Linked DNA regions of Homo sapiens: region 2 is linked to region 1. Evidence: chromatin contacts called from ENCODE Hi-C or POLR2A ChIA-PET data. All regions are on one chromosome and are shown on one strand. The core of a region is the stretch at or near the end of the contact, and the rest is flanking DNA. Distances in the headings are between cores, read along the strand shown.

What was found. Hi-C counts contacts between places; a loop is a spot of excess contacts on that map. ChIA-PET counts read pairs that join two places held with the same protein, here RNA polymerase II (POLR2A). Pooled maps may share reads with other maps.
Region 2: a loop to region 1 is called in a map of endothelial cell of umbilical vein, with 3 times the contacts of the local background. The contact joins the enhancer-like site here to the promoter of LINC01250 in region 1. A Hi-C loop is called at or near these places in 1 of 168 maps with a recorded cell type or tissue (endothelial cell of umbilical vein), 5 of 37 single-sample maps with no recorded cell type and 8 of 50 pooled maps. POLR2A ChIA-PET finds 5 or more read pairs at or near these places in 1 of 52 experiments (SK-N-SH).

What each region holds. Positions count from the first base shown.
Region 1 is chr2:3,122,082-3,128,498 of GRCh38, reverse strand. LINC01250 (long intergenic non-protein coding RNA 1250) reads left to right here and starts at 2,473. Exons shown (of 7, transcript NR_110228.1): 1 at 2,473-2,672; 2 at 2,844-2,937; 3 at 3,061-3,204. RefSeq lists a silencer at 928-1,092.
Region 2 is chr2:3,299,691-3,305,839 of GRCh38, reverse strand. The region is part of intron 3 of EIPR1 (EARP complex and GARP complex interacting protein 1); the gene reads left to right. Among named protein-coding and RNA genes, the nearest start is that of EIPR1, 75 kb to the left of the region's middle. Within about 2 kb of position 2,383, at least 9 of the 41 ENCODE cell types and tissues checked have a DNase peak (open chromatin) inside an H3K27ac peak, as active enhancers do.

The DNA.
Region 1 (6,417 bases), core at 1,224-3,723:
TCTCCCAGAATTCCCACATGTTGTGGGAGGGACCCAGGGAGAGGTTATTTAACAAAATATATTAATTCACATATAAATTAATATGATTTGTGAAACCTCTTTCTAACATCTCAAATATATTTACTAATGAGAAAAATCTTTTTTTAAATTGTCAAAACCTGTGTCTCAACTTTTGGCTCAAAAACTGCAGTCCTGCTGTCTGCAGTGGCTTTGTGAGTTGCCTTAGGGAAGAACCAAGCAGGGAGGACAGACCCTGCAGACCAGGCTGGGGTGAGGGTGTGGCTCTTGTCTCCTGGCCCCCACATGTTCAAGAAGAAGGTGCTGGGGCCTCATCTTGGCCCTTTGCCTCTTGCCTCTGCACTGTTCCCTTAGGATGGATCTGGGACAGAGCTAATGGAGGCTCTTCTGGCGTGTCCTGAGGACTTTGGCTCAATCTTGGTGAGTTTAGCTCCTCTGAGTTCTTCTTAATTCTCCTTGGGGGCCAGTAGTTGCAGATGGCTAGGAGAAGGTGGGGCAGCTCTGGTGCTCTCTGCACTGAGGAAGCACTCCTGCTGCCCTGTGCGTGCTGCTGTGGATGCTGAGTGCAGTCTGGACAGGGTTGCCAGCCAGGGCTCCAGGTGTTCCCTTCCTGTACGTGTGATCAGCTCCTCCACCACAGGAAATGCTCCCAGTCACCCACCTCCCACCCTCCACCCTCCACCCTCCACCCTCCGTCCTCCACCCTCCACTGCAGTTCTTCCCAGCTTCATTTGCGGCTGCCCAGGGAATAATTCCAGGGATATAGTAATGTCTGGTGTCTGGACGGTCTCCATGGGATTAAAAAAGTAGCTGGTTTGCATTTCGGAGACAAAACAACCCTGCAGCACGGAGTCAAACACTGCTTCTTCGCGGGAGATGCGTCCTGTCAGGTGAACACCAGCAAATCAAAACCCAATTCAGCAGAGGGATGATTTTCGCCTTCCGGAAGATGAAATCACGAAAGCTCAGAGACGGCGCGCACTCCGTAGAAAGCCCAAATCAAATTATTCTGTGGCCTGTGTAGATTTCCTGTGCCTGGCACCCAGCTGCCTGCATACAGGAAGTGCTCATTACAGGCACAGCAGCAGATGTCAGCCCCAAAGTGTCCATTTTACTAGCTGGTGTTTCAGCATCTGTCACGGGGATCAACAAAGCATGACAGCCGCCAATGTGCCTCCGTGTGGACTTTTGTGATGCTGTATTTTCTCTTGAGAGGGGCCCCTGATTCTGGACAGAATGCACTGGGTAAGTCTTTACGACTTCGTAGCCCCAGGCTCCTGGCCCAGGCAGGATGAGGAAAGGATGCTGCCCCAGGATCGCCCGAAACGTTTGGTTTGTTTTGTGTGGCTGGACGTGGCCGAGTCCCTGCGGCCCCAGCAGCTCTCAGGCTTCCCTGCCCGGCTGCTGCCTCAGGGCTGCGCTGAGCTCAGGCCAGAGCAGCTTCCAGGGCCTCATTTCAGTTGTTTTTATCATCTATGAGTTATCCAGTGTTTCCAATAAATCACATTCCAGGGCAAGCAGTGCAGAGATGTGGGCCCTTATTTCCTCTCCCAGGCTGATAACAATGAACAAGTGATTTCCTGTCCAAAGCTGGGTACTCCAGCGAAATAAGAAGTCCTATCTCCAGGAAAATAACACTGTCTCTCTCTCAGCCCCAACTCCAGCACACCAAGCATGGACCGTCTCTGGCCCTTGGGCAAGCTGGAGCAGCCTTTCATTTCCTCTCTGCCTATTCATGCACGCCCCACCCATCTCCCAGTCCAGGCTGTGATCCTCACCACCCAGCAAGCAGGCGAGGCAGGGCTAGGAACCCATTTTACAGGTGAGAAAAGTGAGTTTGCCAGACATTAAGTGACATGGCCAGGGTCTCACCGGCAGTAAGTGGACAGGGCCAGGCCAGGTCGTCTCTGTGTTCCTAGGAGACCCTGTGATGACCACTCAGCCCCCTCTGCTGCTGCTGGTTGAGGTGAGAGGTGCTTATAACTCAGAGATCTTTGTCATTTGGGTTCTAAAAGCAAACTCCACCTTGTGACGCGCACCCCAATCCGCCAGCAGCTTCAGAAGCAGCATCTACCTGTAAGCTGCGCGGTCTCCCTCTCCCATCTCAACAACCTTCCTGTGTGCGGCTTCCCTCTCGGATCTGCACAACCCCCTTGTTGAGAAGAGGCAGCAGGAGCAGTGTGGGCGGTCATTGCCCTATTTTACAGATGAAGAGTCAGGGCATTTAAACAATTTGGTATGGATCTATACATAAGAGGGTGGAAGAGGCCAGAGGAGACCTAGACCTACTTATCTAAAACCCAGTCACTGATGCTGGGACACAGAACTGTCCTTCCTCGTCTGCCCCCTCCCTGCTCACGCTGTATTGGTGGAGACCTTGTCTCTCTTGGTGCCGTGGGAACAGCGCTGGGCCCACCCATCAAGGGCTCCCTGGAAGCGTGCTGAGCGTGTGGCATGAGGAAAGAGTCACCAGCCACCCACGTTGCCTCCACACTGGGTGTCATTGTGACCTTAGCAGACAACAGGGTCCTCCCGAGGAGAGAACACAGTAGGCACACTGGATGTGGGGAGAGGGTCCAAAAGCCCCAAGCAGGGGGCAGGTCTGGGCAGAGGAGAAGGCGCTGTGTCTGTGGTGGCACTGGATGCCTCGGAAGGTGTGTGGCCTCCCTCCATGGCTGCCCAGGACCCAGGGTGCTGACCGTCTCTCCTGGAGTATGGCAGGGCCCAGGGGGCTGAGGCAGGGCCCCTTTTGGCAAATTCTTCACTCATAGAGGTTTCATGTCTTTCTCTGTAAAATGAGGATGCGAACATAGTTTGTCTTTCAGGATAGCTGTGATTAGAACACGTGTGTAAAGCGCCTGTCATGGCAGCGTCCTTCTCCTGGCGGCAAGTCTTCACTTGCAAAACAAGTCCTTTTAGGTACAGCAAAAACTGCTGCACGCAAGGGGGTGGAGGGGAACGATGGAAGGCGGTGTTGAAGGGTGGGGTGGGGAGTGTGCAGAGGCACTGGAAACAAACTTTTCCAATTTCTGTTATGCCTAGGAACAGGCTTTGTGACAGCTGCTGCTATCCAGTCATCTTTAGAGCCCTGGAGTCCTCGCCAAGGGCACGGGCTCCCTTTGTGGTCCTGGAATAATGGGGCCTGCCTGGCACTCTCAGATTGCGTGGGGATCCGCTGGACTTAGGGTAAGGCTTTTGTGGGATAAACTGCAGTGGCGCTAGATCAATTGTCAAGGTTTGGCCGACTCATTTGAGAGACTGGGTTCACGCCGTGCCATTTCTTCTTCCCGTTGCAAGGCTCTGCAAGGAATGTGGTGTCAGAATTTTAGCGCCTCGTATTTCCCACAAATGATAGCAGTAAGCTAACCGCGCGATAGAGACAGCGCTTCATGTTGTGCAATTTGATTTGCTGAGATTCCCAGCTCTTGCGTCTTTGAAACGGCGGCTCTGTGCAGAGATGAGATGGTGTTCCCAGCTCATCGCAGCGTGCGTGGTAATCTTATGTTCAGGCACACACTCTTTTTGGAGAAAACATACATTCTTTAGTATTCATGTGGATTTCACAGCAGTAATGAGGAAACTCTATTCCTTAGAGAATGTTTTTAATGTTAAAAAAAAAAGGATGGCATTCTTGGGAGGCATTTTAGTTTTCCCGTTTTTATTTTCTGACGGTTTTCATAGACTAAAGACTGAGAATGCAGGAATACCTTATCTTATTCCAGAAATTATTTTTACCCAGACCTGTTGATTTTCCCCTTACATTTGTATAGATGTTACACTCTATCATATTTAGCTTAAACATAGACTGAGCTCTCCTGGCTGTGTTACGAGGGCAACTGACTCTAGGAATTGCTGCTTTTCTTGATTTCCCAGAGCTTTGTGTTTCCCCATCCCCGAATCTCCCCACACCCCGTCATATTCAAAACACGTCACTGCTGCAAGATCACGTGTTTTATCTGCTCTCTATTATTATTTAGTAATTCTATTTTGTAGCTGAACCTGGTATTCCATCAGGGTGTGTAGTGCGAGCATGAATGGAGCCGATTTATTGTCCTCCCAATTAACTAATTTTTCTAACCCAACTTAGTTGTTTTCTTTAATACATTCTTCTATAGAACTTAATATGTGCAGGCCTTCTTTTTAGGGCTTTTCATCTATTAACTTATATAATCCTCACAACCACCCAGTAAGAGAGATATTATTATCTTTATTTGACTGGCGAAGAAATGTAAAGCAAAGCCAAGTTAAGGAACTTGCTCAGGGTCACACAGCTGCTCGATGATGGAAACAGGGCTCCCTCTGGACGGCCTGGCTGTGAGACCTGGGCTCTGGGTCTCTGCTCGGCCTCCCGCAGATGTGAGTGCCAAACAGTGTTAAGGTTGATCTTCCTATCTGCAGCTTCCACACCTGCAATTCAATCACCATAGATGGAAAATATTCAGGAAAAAAAAAACAGCACAACAAAAACTAATACAAATAAAACCGATACACTCTAATGACAACTATTGACGTGGGATTTGCGTTGTATTAGCTATTACAGGTAATCTGGAGATGACTTGAAGTATATGAGAGGATGTGTGTAGACTTTATCCAAATACAGCACCGTTTTATATCAGGACTTGAGCATTCTCAGATTTTGGTACCTGCAGGGAGTCCTGAAACCAGTCCCTCGTGGGGATCCAGGGATGACTGTCTAGGCTGACTGCTGGTATATACTGGGCATGTTTCTGGGTCTCTGTTCTAGTCTAGTGATCACTGTGTGTATTTTTGCCCTAGTACTTCACCCATTTACTTATTGCCACTTTATTTCAGCCTGAAGTATCCTATACGCATCCATGTTATTATTTTTAAAAAATTTCCTTGCTTTTTTTTGCTTTTCATTTTTCTAGACAACATTTATAATCAATTTTGCTTACAAAATTCTATTGGAAGTTTGAGTTGCATCAAATTCATAAATTAGTTTGGCAAAAACGTACATCTTCTTAATATTTCTTTTTAGATATGGAATATACTGTATTTCTCCATTTGTTCAAATATTTTCTATGGTGCTCTCTTGGGCTTATGGATTTAATTATTTGAGCCTGACAGACTTCTTGTAAGATTAATTTCCAGGTACTCAGTTTTAAAATTGTGAATAGAATTCTTTTCCCATTGTTTCTCTAACTGTTAATGCTGATATGTAGGAAAACGACTGCTTTTTATGTTCCTATTAAAATTTTTTTAAAAATTAGTATAATTTTACATTATTTTTCTTAGGTAAGCGATGATATCAAATTTGAATAATGTCAAAATTTCACCTTCCTTTTCAAAAATTATATGTGAATGTGTGTGTGTGTGTGTGTGTGTGAGTGTGTGTGTATTATATATATAGGGAGAGAGTTTTCCCTCCTTTTATTTTGTTGTGGATCTGAGGGCATGCTGGCCACAGTAAGCTGCCTTGTCTTTTCCATTGTTTCAGTGAGAATGCTACCAGATTTACTGTTAGGTATTTATTGTTAGGTAGGTATTGGCTACTGGCTTTGAGTAGGTGTTTTTAATCATGTTAAAGAAGCATTTTTCTTTCCTAGTTTATTATAAGTTTTAGCAAATGTCTTTTTAGCATCTATTGACATAAGCATAGTCCTTTTTTCTCTTTATTTCACATATCATTTTTGCATCTGTATTCATAAAAGACATCTGCGTCTAGTTCCCTTTTTAGTCTGTCTTTGCTTGTGTCTCTAGGACATGCTGGCTTTGGGAAATGAATTATTGGGAAACATGCCACCTTTTTGTGTTCTCTGGAAACACTTATCTAGCATGGAAATCATCTGTTCCATGACAGTCTGAAAACCCAGCCTGTGAAAATGTCTGTGGCTGGAAACTTGTGAGAAATAATTCTTCAACAACATTTTCAATTTCATACATGGCTTTTCATTTATCGCTTATTGATTCAATTATGGTGACTCTTTTTTCTTAGACAAGAAAAGAACACACATTGTTTAAATATCAACGTCAAGAATGAAACATACTGATTTTTCTTATATAAATTGAGTTGATTGGCACACTTATTTTCTTTTACTTTTCCTTCTAGCTCCTGTGTATCTTTTTTCTCTCATACTGTCACTGGGCTGTCTTTTACATGAAATGTTTTCATTTTTGAGAATTACATGTGACAGATGAATGAAATTTATAACAATTATTTAGAGTTGTTTGAGTAAACAATTTTGATTCCCTTTGTCAAATTTTTATGTCGTGACTTCCATCTTTGAAGGATTAAAAAAAATCTTTTTGTTGATGGCCTAGAGCACATTTCTGAGGAAAGATGTGGATATCAGTTCTGCAACCTTAGCTGGGTATGGAATTTTGGAGTCAGAAACTTTCTTTTTAACTTTGAAGTAGTCGCTTCACTATTTTCTAATC
Region 2 (6,149 bases), core at 1,134-3,633, 180 kb before region 1:
GAGAATTTATCAGAAATGGATATGACAGACACTTAGAAGACTGTCTGGATATAGACATAAATGAAAGGGGTGAGTTGAAACTGTCAGATCACTTTCAGCCTGGCTGTGGGAGAGATTGTGGCGGTGTCGTCAATGGTGAGGGCCTTTCTGGAGGGCGGGCAGGTCCCCCTTTGTCTGTCTTTCCCCGTCTCCTGCACCTGCTCCTCCCCAGGGTTGTCAGGTCTGTGAAGGTGGCCCCAGTCCGTTACTCAATGGGGGCACAGGACAGGAGTGGAGGGCTGAACTGGACGGCAGTGGAGGGTTGAACTGGATGGGAGTGGAGGGTTGAACTGGACAGGAGTGGAGGGCTGAACTGACGGGAGTGGAGGGTTGAACTGGACGGGATTGGAGGGCTGAACAGGACGGGAGTGGAAGGTTGAACTAGATGGGATTGGAGGGTTGAACTGGACGGGAGTGGAGGGCTGAACTGATGGGACTGGAGGGCTGAACGGGATGGAAGTGGAGGGCTGAACTGGACGGGAGTGGAGGGTTGAACTGGACGGGACTGGAGGGCTGAACTGGACGGGAGTGGAGGGCTGAACTGTACGGGAGTGGAAGGTTGAACTGGACGGGATTGGAGGGCTGAACAGGACGGGAGTGGAAGGTTGAACTGGATGGGATTGGAGGGTTGAACTGGACGGGAGTGGAGGGCTGAACTGATGGGACTGGAGGGCTGAACTGGACGGGAGTGGAGGGCTGAACTGGTTGGGAGTGGAGGGTTGAACTGGACGGGAGTGGAGGGTTGAACTGGACGGGAGTGGAGGGTTGAACTGGACAGGAGTGGAGGGTTGAACTGGACGGGAGTGGAGGGTTGAACTGGACGGGAGTGGAGAGTTGAACTGGACGGGATTGGAGGGCTGAACTGGACGGGACTGGAGGGTTGAACTGGACGGGATTGGAGGGTTGAACTGGACGGGAATGGAGGGCTGAACTGGATGGCAGTGGAGGGCTGAACTGGACGGGACTGGAGGGCTGAACTGGACGGGAGTGGAGGGCTGAATTGGACGGGACTGGATGGCTGAACTGGACGGGACTGGAGGGCTGAACTGGACAGGAGTGGAGGGCTGAATTGGACGGGACTGAAGGGCTGAATTGGACGGGAGTGGAGGGTTGAACAGGACGGGAGTGGAGGGCTGAACTGGACGGGACTGGAGGGCTGAACTGGACGGGAGTGGAGGGCTGAATTGGACGGGAGTGGAAGGTTGAACTGGACGGGATTGGAGGGCTGAACAGGACGGGAGTGGAAGGTTGAACTGGATGGGATTGGAGGGTTGAACTGGACGGGAGTGGAGGGCTGAACTGATGGGACTGGAGGGCTGAACTGGACGGGAGTGGAGGGCTGAATTGGACGGGACTGAAGGGCTGAATTGGACGGGAGTGGAGGGTTGAACAGGACGGGAGTGGAGGGCTGAACTGCAGGTGTCAGGATCACATAGTCTTGGTTGCTGGATGTGGAGCAGAACCATGTCTTCTGATGAGGTTGCCTGGGTGATTCTGAGAAACGCTGGGAACCCTGGACACTTTGTTCCTCAGCCCTGGCCATCTCAACTCCGATCTCGCCAGACCACCTCCCCGCGCACAGCACGCTGTTCCCTGGATCTCTGCAGCCTTGCGTGGCGCTCCGTGGGGTCTTGGGAAGATCATCTCTGTGGCTTCACCGCTGCCTGTCCGCGTGCCTGGGCGTTTCCAGCCCTTCAGATGGATCCTTTCTGTGTGAACTTGGTGACCGTGTCTGTCTTCCTACATCAGAGTCAGCAAATCACACAGTGGGGATTTTGTAACAGGAAATCTTTTCAAACCATGCAACAAGTACTGTAAATCGGAGATTTGAGTGATAGGGTTTTATGAGAATCTTCATTATTCAACCCAAATTATATGACTGTATAAGATTTTTAACAGTCTTCCTTTGACAGCGATTGACTCTTTGGGGTTATACTCTGTCTGTTATGGCTGGTCAGCCTGCTGTGATTCCCGGTCCTCCCAGCACCCGATGGATCCCGCCGTCTGCCAGCAGAGGGCGAAGCTTCCCGGGCGCAGAGGCCGCACCGTATCACGTGTCGTCTATTGTGTTCACGGTGCCGGGAAACACTCAGAAGTCAGGTTGCCGGCGTCTGGCGGGTTTGTGGCTGCTCCTTATCTTTGGAGTAGTCTTCCTGTGCTTGGGGAAATTTCCTAGGTTATTAGTCGCATTTCCCAATATGAAAATAAGAAATCTATTTTCCAGTTTCGCTGTGACCCGACTCTGCTGGCCTGAGCATTTGGGTGAGACTGATTCAGACGTGGCAGCGTGAGGGGACAGTGGGGGCTGCCACTGCTGCTGTGAGTGGCGGTCGAGGTGGCAGCAGTGCCGGTGACTTCCAGGTGGTGGTCGGTCCCTGGCACGCAGCAGCCTAAGGCAGCAGCAGAGCTGTGGGGTGGCTTCCTTTGTGCTGGATGGGGGCCGCAGAGACTCCCCTGCTGGGCCATGGCCCTGGTGAGGCTCCGAGCTTGGCCCCCAGAGGCTCCCCTTAGCCTGGCCCTCGGCATGGCTGGTGAGAGTGAGCTGCCTGGCACCCCTCCCCTTCCACCCAGCCCCTCACGTTGATCTCCTTTTCTGCTTAATCAGCCGGAGCCAGCTTTTGTGAATTGCAACTAAAAGTGCAGCAAATACACGTGACGTTGGGCTGTGTAAGTCCCCAGGCTGGGGATGGTTACATAGGTGGACACAAGGGCACTGGCTGTCACCACAACTGAGTGCAGCTGTGAGCCAGCGCCACTGTCACTTTTCAGCGGTCTTCATATTTAATCTCCACAACTCTTGAGTCACAATTTCAGTTTTACAGATGAAAAAAACGGAGTCAGATTTCGTGTCCCTGCTGTGGCTGCCCAGGCCCTCCCTCCTGCTGACCTTGGCCCTGGAGCTTCTGCCCTTTTCCTCTGTTCTGTTCTCAGTATTGATCCCTCTCTGCTGCATGCCAGACGCCCTGCTGGAGCGCCCCGAGCTCAGCCATGCAGACACGGCTGGCCTGGCCTTTGGGAGCCTGTCGTCTGATGGGAAGACAGACACAAAGCAAGCAGTTCACCCAGAGTGACAGTGACAAGGTGGCGGGGGTTCCAGGATGCAGGGAGGGCTGTGGATCCGCAGCGGGCCTGGGCTTCTGGCAATGGCCACTGCAATGGGGCACAACCTCTGGTTCCGCGACGTCACGTCACTGCCATCGCTGTCTTCATCCGGCCTGTCGCCATCCACCAACTGCACTCAGGATCAGCTTGCTAAAGCCCAGCAGCAGAAGGAGAAGCAGCCAACAGAAAAGAACTGGGAGGCAAAGAAAGGAGAGTGTGGTGCTGGGAGGATGAGACAGCATGAGAAAGCCAAGGACCTGGATTTCAGAAGAGGGATTGTCTTCTAATTGCTTGAAACCGCAGTTTGCCACTCACCACACGTTTTATTTAAATTTAAATTTTAATTAATTGTTAACATTTAAATTTTTTGTAGAGACAGGGTCTTGCTGTGCTGCCCAGGCTTCACCAGAACCACAGAATATCAGGCGGTGACTCTGATCCTGTGATTCATTAGACATTGGCCCAGAGGCACCCTCGTTAAACTCAAAGCTGATTGAGTTTAGGAAATCAGGGGTTTTCTTTTTGCTGTATGCCGGAAAGTTTTCAGGTGGCTGGATCTGGAACCCCAAGTCGCTGAGGGAGTATTCTATACACAGGTTTCTTGAATTCAGTTCCACTCTGGAGATTTTCCCACTGCTGGCGTGGCCTCAGGAGCCCTGTAAAAGAGTCCTGTGAGCTTCTGCTTTATCGCATCTGGCAGTCTCTCCGCCTTCAGAGCCCTCATGGTGGTCCTGTCAAATCCTAACTGATGCGCTGCTCCGCCTTCTGGCCTCCTGACCCTTGTTTTAGAAGTGAGAAGCCCAGATGTGAGTTCTAAATTTGTTTTTATTCCCACGTGTTCCTGATAGAAACACCTACCACATCTAACACCTAAGACATTTTAAATGGTGGGTTTGAGTATCCACAGGTATCAAAGATGACTAACCATCCCTTGCCACTTGTCACTTTATTTTTATCCTACTGTGTTATTTTATCACCTTGAGACTGTATTTAATCAGTCTCTGAAATGAAAATAAGAGGTTTGAGGTGTCAAACAAATATTATAAGACCAGAAACACTTTTCTCGTTTGGTTTTGTTTTTAACACAGTTCAGGTATGTTTGGCCACCATTGTGGGTACCTGAGTAAGAACTAATTACTCAATAATGAGCCTGGCCCACTTGGAAGAAGAAAGAGCATTGTCTGACTTAGTGACCTGGCCTGGGAGACTCCTCAGTGTTCAGATGGCTGTCCCCTGGCAGGCACAGGGAGTGAAGGCCAGTTCTCCTTGGAGCATTCTCTAACTTAGTGACCTGGCCTGGGAGACTCCTCAGTGTTCAGATGGCTGTCCCCTGGCAGGCACAGGGAGTGAAGGCCAGTTCTCCTTGGAGTCCCCGGGACCTGCCTCCATGCTTGTTGTTGTGAAGGGGTCAGAAAGAAGATGTGTGTTTGTTGCCGTCTACTGCATCTCACTTGGAACTGAGTCACTCATCCCGGAAGCTGCATCTGAAAAGCAAGGCTCATTGCGGAATCTCATGCAGACACAGAGGAACTTGCGTGCCCGTGATGCTGACCTCTGCTTGTCCAAAGAAACTGTCATTTCCCAAAACATTTTTGGAACTTTTCTTTCAGAAATGCTCTAAAAGTCAGCTTCAGTGCCATCTGAGAAAATCTCTCTGCTGTGTTTTTGTAGGATACTTTTTGGCTCCTGATAATTTAGCCCTATGAATCATCTTTTTCATTCATCAGGCTGGCCTCTGAGATTTTTGACTATTTTGAGAACTGTACCCTGAAAAACAAGATTTCTCCTAATGAAGAACACACAGAAGCCTGTGCTGTTGGAATTGGCACTGTCCGGAGTTCACAGGTTCACTCGCTCACTCGCTGTTTATAACCCATGACATATATACTCTCTTGTAGAAAACATGCCTGGGCGACAGCTGGTTTACAAACGCTTTTGGACCATTAGGTATTTGTATGATTGGGACATCGGGACTTCCCAGCATCATCCAGAAATAAGTGCATTGTGTGTACCTTCTTGTTTTTGTTTTTGGTTGATTCTTTTTTTTTTTCATGGAAATGGTATTGGCAAGAAGGCTGTTTGATAGGGTATTAGCGCGAAAGCCCATTTGACCCTGAAGTACAGCCTTGAGAAACGGACACATTGGAGAGGCTGTGAGGCAAGGATGTGGCCGTGGACATGCAGGTGGCATTGAGGCGAGACTGCTGGGAGCCCAGTCCAGGCTTTTTAGGGAGCAATGATGAAGGCACTGTAAGAGCAGAGGAGGGGTGCTTGCATCCTGAAGCTGAGGCACTGACGAGAAGGAGAGGGGGCGGGCCTGTGTAAAGGCATTTAGATAGACCTGTGCTGGAAAGACCAGAAGCCAGCCATTCATATGTAATCACTGTCTAGGTACAAAGGAGAGTACATGTGTTACAGGGGAAACTGTCGTTTTAATGGACCAAATAGAATTTTGGAGTTTTGACATCTTAAAACTAGTTTTCCATAATATAGGACATTCATTTTGCAATTGTGAAAACTGGGAGGTTAAAAGTCTTGTTTGGGATTTCACAGGGTTGAATTATATGAAATTGCTGAAATTTGACCCTTTTTGACCTATAAGAATGGCAGTTTCATATGGTTCAAACTATTGATTTAGTGATCCAGCCACAGCTGTCTGCACTGGAGTTTGCGCTTTGCCAGGCCAGGCTGCATACCTCACTGGGGAATCTTAGGGTCCCTGTCAAGAGGCACCTTGGAGACCAAATAGTGTGACTCTTGCGTCATAAATTTGCTGAGTCTGGGCTCTGAGCACTTGAGTGACTGGCCCAGGATCACTCGACTGTGAGTGGTGGTGCCGAGACTGGGAACGAGATCCTTTTCACTCACTGCCTAGAGAACCAAGCTTTCTACAGACTGTCAAGAGAGGGAATGCAGCTTGGTGAATGACATCTTAGGGACGTATAAGATTGCATGTAAACTGCCAGGTTGTCTGTCTTCCGTGATTTGGCAAAACCTAAGAAGAGCTT